2 separate regions of the Homo sapiens genome follow, and region 1 is linked to region 2. A link is a contact called in ENCODE Hi-C or POLR2A ChIA-PET data. All regions are on one chromosome and are shown on one strand. Each heading gives the region's core, a stretch centred on a gene start or an enhancer-like site at or near the end of the contact. The rest is flanking DNA. Distances are from core to core; before and after follow the strand shown. Region 1 has its middle 21 kb from the start of DOCK9. Region 2 overlaps DOCK9 (dedicator of cytokinesis 9).

Region 1 (2,903 bases), core at 291-2,790, 150 kb after region 2:
AAGACCTCTCTCAAGGGCATGACAGTAAGTCTCCTGGCTGACCACTAGATTCCTATTTGCCACATGTGAAAGAAGAGCAGACCAGTAGCGATGTGAAATGAGGTTTGTCTTCAAAACCACCCACTCTTTTGATATCCTTTGTTGGTCTCTCAACACTTCCTTCCCTCACTCCATCCACATCAGACTATTTCCAGGGATTGCCATGGGCAGCCTTCACTGTTCTTTGTGGGAATTATTTTCCTGTCTCTGTGCATTGCTGGCTTGCAATTCCAGCCCTGGCTGGTCAGGAATACTCCAGTCACCCCCTGACTTTGTGCATCTTTGTTATACAATAGAAAACATTTCCATGTGGGGATTCTGGGAGAATAACTGAGAAGCATGCTGCTTTCCAGCCCCGTAGCTAACGAGAGGTCTGTTCTGCCAAAGTGTGGCACTGGCCCAGCCCCACCCTTGACCAACACAGCAGATTCTCCTAAGTCCCCAGGATCATCTCTGTAAAAGCCCTGAGGATTTTCTCAGACTAGGGCTGAGGCCATTCTGCTCTTCCAAGATTTGCTGCAAACCACAGAAACATCTCCAGGGTGATGGTGAGGGTGTCATGCATGTGACACCTGCCATTCTCCTCAGCTTTTCCTCTGTACTTGGTGGACCTCTGTGAATGAGTCACAGATGAGAACAGCTGAGGTGGGGCCGGGATAGACAGTGGAGCCTTGGGGCAAGGGTGATGGCAGCTGGCAGGCATGCATCATCAGAGAAGCCAGACAGGGCAGCAAGGTCCGGGCACCCAGACACCCACAGCGCACATGTCTCAATTCACTAAATGAAGTGGAAGCCCCTGAAGGTAGGACCCACCCTACCCTCAAGATGCAAACTCTGCTCACCCTCTGGGTATCCACTAAGACTGATTATTTGTCTAGGCATAGAGACAAATGGGAAACACCTGGCACCAATTATGTGTGGAGCACTCGAAAATCCTTTTTAACCTCGGATGCACTTACAGCACTCATGGCCTTGGTTTCCATCTGAATGATCCGGGCAGAGTCTCACACCAAGCTTCCAAAACCCTTTTAAGAATTTCCGAACCAAGAGACTTGGTGAAATCCATGAATGAGGAAGTCTTGTGGTACAGGAAGCATGGTCCAGGTCAGCCCCTACCCTACCCACCTGGCCTCTTCCAATCCATCACCCACCCAGGCACAGAGGAGCAACATTCTCAAATGGGGCTGAGATTAGGCTGCATGGCCCCTAATCGTCCAACTGCTAAAGTCTAGGCACAGACTCGTTGGGACCCCTCATCTCACCCTCCAATGATTACCATATAGTCATGGAGAGAGGCGAAGGCACAGACAATCCAAGGCCTTCCAGATTTCCCTGTGGGTCTGAGCAACCAGGCTCATCTTCCTAATGGTGTTTCACTTTGGGCTACTGTCAAAATTAGTTTGCAACCCCAAACTCACAATAAGTGGGTGGTGGAGGAAGCCAACCATAGTGTCCTTGGGGCTGGAGAAAGGGAAGCAAGCTCGGATCACACTTTTGCTACGTGAATCACCTAACCACAGATAACAGGGTGACAGGAAGTCAATGATTTGTATCATCTCCCCCTTTGACTCTTGAGATAAAAAGACCTAACCCAAACTTCAGAGAGTCACTGGCAATGGAGGCTAAGACACTGCAGATGTGGGGAATAAAAGCCCAGTGTGGCGATTCCCTGAGTTCCTTGAATAGTCTTTCCAACTAATTAATCTTCTTGTTCACATGTTCAGAGGGTGAGTGTGTGACCTGGAACACAGGTCATAGGAGCAGCTTATGAACAGATGTGTGCACGCATGCACGCGCACACACACACACACACACACACACACTCTCTCTCTCTCTCTCTCTGGAAGGTGACTAATGAGAGGATACCAAAACAACCCTTCTTTTAACAAGAAAAGCAAAAATAGTTTTAAATTGGCTTTTAAAATCTCATTTCCTAATAGAAGGATTTCTTGAATGATGATTTCCCTTGCTTGTTTCCAGATCATCTGGCCTTCTCCTGAATTCTCCAGTTGCCTGATTTGAGCCAAGTCCTGCGTGTCTGGGGTTGCAGGACAGACAACATAAACAGTACTAAAACTTATCCTCAGTGTTTCTTTCTTTTCATGTTTCTTTTTTAACAGAAAGAGGGCGATTCAAAAATTATAAAAATGGAAAAGGGTTTAAATTACTGATGCACAGAGAGGTTGTTTTTAAAATTAAGACCATTCCTGCATACTTTGCCTTTGGATGGTGTCCAGCATTTTTCAGATAAACATGCATCTGCACAAACTATCAGCGTTTCCACTTGTTTTACAAAACTGGTCACAAAGAGTATGATTTGGACAGAAGCCTGTATCCTTCTGTAACACAACAGCCCAGTCCAAAAGGTGGTTGAATGCTAAGGGTGAAAAGTGAAAACGGAAATTCAGTATCAAATCTCTTGCACCAAAGTTCCCAGGCACCATGACCACTCCCTGCCTTGTTATTTGGCAAAGAACTGGTTAAAAAAAGAAAAAAAGAAGAAGAAGAAAGCAACAATAAGACGATATACACTTTTGGGGAGTAGCTAAAATGTTTAGGGCTCTGCCTGCCTTAATACTCAACCTACCTGACCCCCTAAATCAGTTTGGTAAAAGCAAGATGACCTGATCTGATTCTGGGATCTGGGAGAAAATACACGCAGAAGGGGCTCCTATCACCAACTCTCATTATAAATATGCCACAATCCTTTTCACAGCCCTTCTCTGAGTCTTCTCCTGCCCTGATGTGTCCTTCTGAAGATGCAACACTCAGTTCTGAACAGAATGCAGAACCCCAGCAGGTCATGCATCTGAATGAGAAAGCAGTATCTTCCTGTCCTCTCTTCACAAGGCCCCAGGATGTTA
Region 2 (2,876 bases), core at 78-2,577:
TCACCTTAATGAAGTTCACAGCACACCTTTTAATTCGTTGTAGGAAAAATAAGATTTTTGCCCAGGATAAGAACTGCGACATTGTTTACTGGGATTGTTTATATTACATAGCCAGATACACAGATGAGCTAACAGAGTTGAAACTGTCCTGTCACACACATTTGCAAGCCTTATACGGTCCAGATAGAGCATTCATAGTTCTGCTCATTCTTATTTTAAAATGTGGTTGTCAAACCCTTAAACAGAAACATAATCTACTATGATACTACCATTTCCATTAGAAAACTAAAATAACATATCTCCCACTTTGAGCCAGGAATATACACACTCTAAATGGAAGGAATGCTTAGGTCCCCCCACAACATATATTCTAATTCCAGAGACTAACACAGTTATTTAAGTTGACAGTAAGTTTGTCTGGACGAATAAAAATTTTTTTTAAAGCCAAAAGCTATTTTATTTATGTGCTTCTATCTCCTTTAGTTAAGATGGCAGGTCCCAGTTTAATATAAATTTAAGAAATAGGCCCATTCACATTTTGGAACTCATTTTCTAGAATAAAATAATTAAGGAAATGATTTTCCCACAATAAGGTTCTTATTTCTAAGAACCTTAGTCAATGAATTGCATTTTAACAATTACATTTAGTCAATGAATATGCATTTTAAACAAGAAAATCCTTTGAAATCTTTGTATCATTTCAACTTATTACAAGTTAAAACCAAACAAACCAAGTGCTGAAACGAGCAAAACAGAAATCTCCATTTTTTAACCTACCATCAGACATGCTCTTTAAGATGTAGAGGAAACACATCAGTAGGCTCTTAATCTCAGACTGGTCAAGTTTATCACAGCGAACCACGGAATTTCCCAATGTGCTACTTTGTTGGTGCTAAAAAGAAAATACAGGTGATTTTTCTATTTAATTACGGGAGGAAAACGTGTTTCCCTTTTCTCCCTTGGAAGAGAAAGACTCTTAGAATCAAGTCAGATCATACACATTGGAAGGTGCAAGTAACTTGCTGACAATTAAACCACAGGCACCCTTTCGCCCAAATATAACACACTCAGATGCTGCCCATGGAAGCCCTAGCTTGTCTCCTCAGCACGCTCTCCTGAGGGACAAGCAGAAGGCACAGACCTTTCTCACTGGATAAACACAGCTTTAGCTATGCCAAGTAAAACCTTCTGAGATGCCAAGTATATTGAAACCTCATGCAAGAAAGTATGTGTGCTAGGATCAAGAACAGAAACCATGACTCAGAAGACACTGCACAACCAACCACCTCCTGAGGACAACAGCCGTGGCTGAAACAGCAAGTGCCTGTGGTGCTGCTGTGACCAAAGCACCCCAGAACCTGGAGCCCAGGCGCCATCACCCAGGGTGCATTATGGGGCGTGCTGTGGGCACTGCTCAGGGAACACAATAGGCAGGTGCCCAACCGGGACAAACAGGGACACGTCAGCACAGCATGGCCAGAGGTCCTAAACTGATGAGGTCACTCCCTCATCAGCTTAGCTCAACACTGCAAACGTCAGAAAGCTTGGGGCAAACAAGAGGGCAATTTTGCCACTAGGCAGCAGGTTCTTGTGGAAAAAAAGCAGAACAAGAATCTCATCATGTGATTGCAAACACAGGAGATTTAAAAACTCTCCCAGTTGAATTTCCAATTGAAATAAAAAAAATTTTTTTACCAAATATCAAAGCAAAAACAATAGTGGAAAAAAGATGTTTTATTCAAGGTGCTGGTGGCCAATTGAAAAAAAAATTATGCGTGTGTGTGTGTGTGTATATATATACATATATATATCAGGCTTAATAAAATATGTGAATATTTTCATTTACAAAAAAATACAGGGGAAATTAGTGGCAAAACTGGTATGGATGCACCCTCTGGCCTGCCCACTTGATCAGAGCCACTGGAGAACTTAGTACTTCCGGCAGTGGGAGGGAAGGTGTTGCATTCAATGTCTCCTCTGGCAAAGGTGGAATCATTAGAAGGGAAAAATCCACAGTGACCCGGTTTTTCCTGGCTGACTGGCAGCTCTCCTCCTCCTCTTCAGCACTGCGTATGACACAAGCAGAGTGCCTTCGGAGCAGCTTCTCCCTCTATACATGAAGGCATGTTGGGGTCAAGGGAAAAGTTCAATACGTCATGACACACCCAAACTGAGCTGCTCGCACCTCAACAGAACTGCATTTAATGGTAACCATGTCAATGCCAGCCATGGGATGCGTGACAAGATTATAAACCTGATGCTGAGGAAGGATGTCTTCCGGGTGTTTTTGGAGAACTAGGGATAAATCCCTAAATGGCTCAGCTGTTTATTGGGATGGGCACTTGCCTGTAACTTGAAGTAACTTAGAAAATCTGTGCCCAAAGTGATACCAATCTACCATGGCTCCAGGTTTAAACCCACACTTTATCCTTTCCTACAAAGTTCCAAATGGTCTGAGCACTTAGTAGTTTCAAGAAAAAAGGCTAAGTATGAGGAGGAAGTGTTGTGTTGTGGGTGCGTGCTGTGTGAATAAAGTGATTTCTTACCCCTGAATCACCTATATGATCAATTATTCTCTGGAGCTGGCTTCAGACCTAACACCCTTGTGGGTGGAGAGCTGTGTTGATGATGGTGTCTCTGGTATAAAGACTACAGGGAATTGGCCAGGTGTAGTGGCTCACGCCTGTAATCCCAGCACTTTGGGAGGCCGAGGCGGGCGGATGACGAGGTCAGGAGTTTGAGCCCAGCCTGGCCAATATGGTGAAACCCCATCTCTACTAAAAATACAAAAATTAGCCGGGCGTGGTGGCTTGTGCCTGTGGTCCCAGCTGCTGGGGAGGCTGAGGCAGAGGAGTCGTTTGAACCCAGGAGGCGGA

What was found. A loop is a pair of places that touch in the nucleus more often than their neighbours do. ChIA-PET counts read pairs that join two places held with the same protein, here RNA polymerase II (POLR2A). Pooled maps may share reads with other maps.
Region 1: a pooled map shows a loop between it and region 2 (4-fold over the local background). The contact joins two enhancer-like sites. A Hi-C loop is called at or near these places in 5 of 50 pooled maps. POLR2A ChIA-PET finds 5 or more read pairs at or near these places in 3 of 52 experiments (PC-9, activated naive CD4-positive, alpha-beta T cell and naive thymus-derived CD4-positive, alpha-beta T cell).

The regions. Positions count from the first base shown.
Region 1 is chr13:98,997,456-99,000,358 of GRCh38, forward strand. It overlaps a transcript of DOCK9 not described here. Among named protein-coding and RNA genes, the nearest start is that of DOCK9, 21 kb to the left of the region's middle. Within about 2 kb of position 1,541, at least 4 of the 41 ENCODE cell types and tissues checked have a DNase peak (open chromatin) inside an H3K27ac peak, as active enhancers do.
Region 2 is chr13:98,852,631-98,855,506 of GRCh38, forward strand. It overlaps DOCK9 (dedicator of cytokinesis 9), which reads right to left. Exons shown (of 53, transcript NM_001366683.2): 35 at 778-892. Among named protein-coding and RNA genes, the nearest start is that of DOCK9-AS1, 22 kb to the left of the region's middle. RefSeq lists an enhancer at 1,179-1,488. Within about 2 kb of position 1,328, at least 4 of the 41 ENCODE cell types and tissues checked have a DNase peak (open chromatin) inside an H3K27ac peak, as active enhancers do.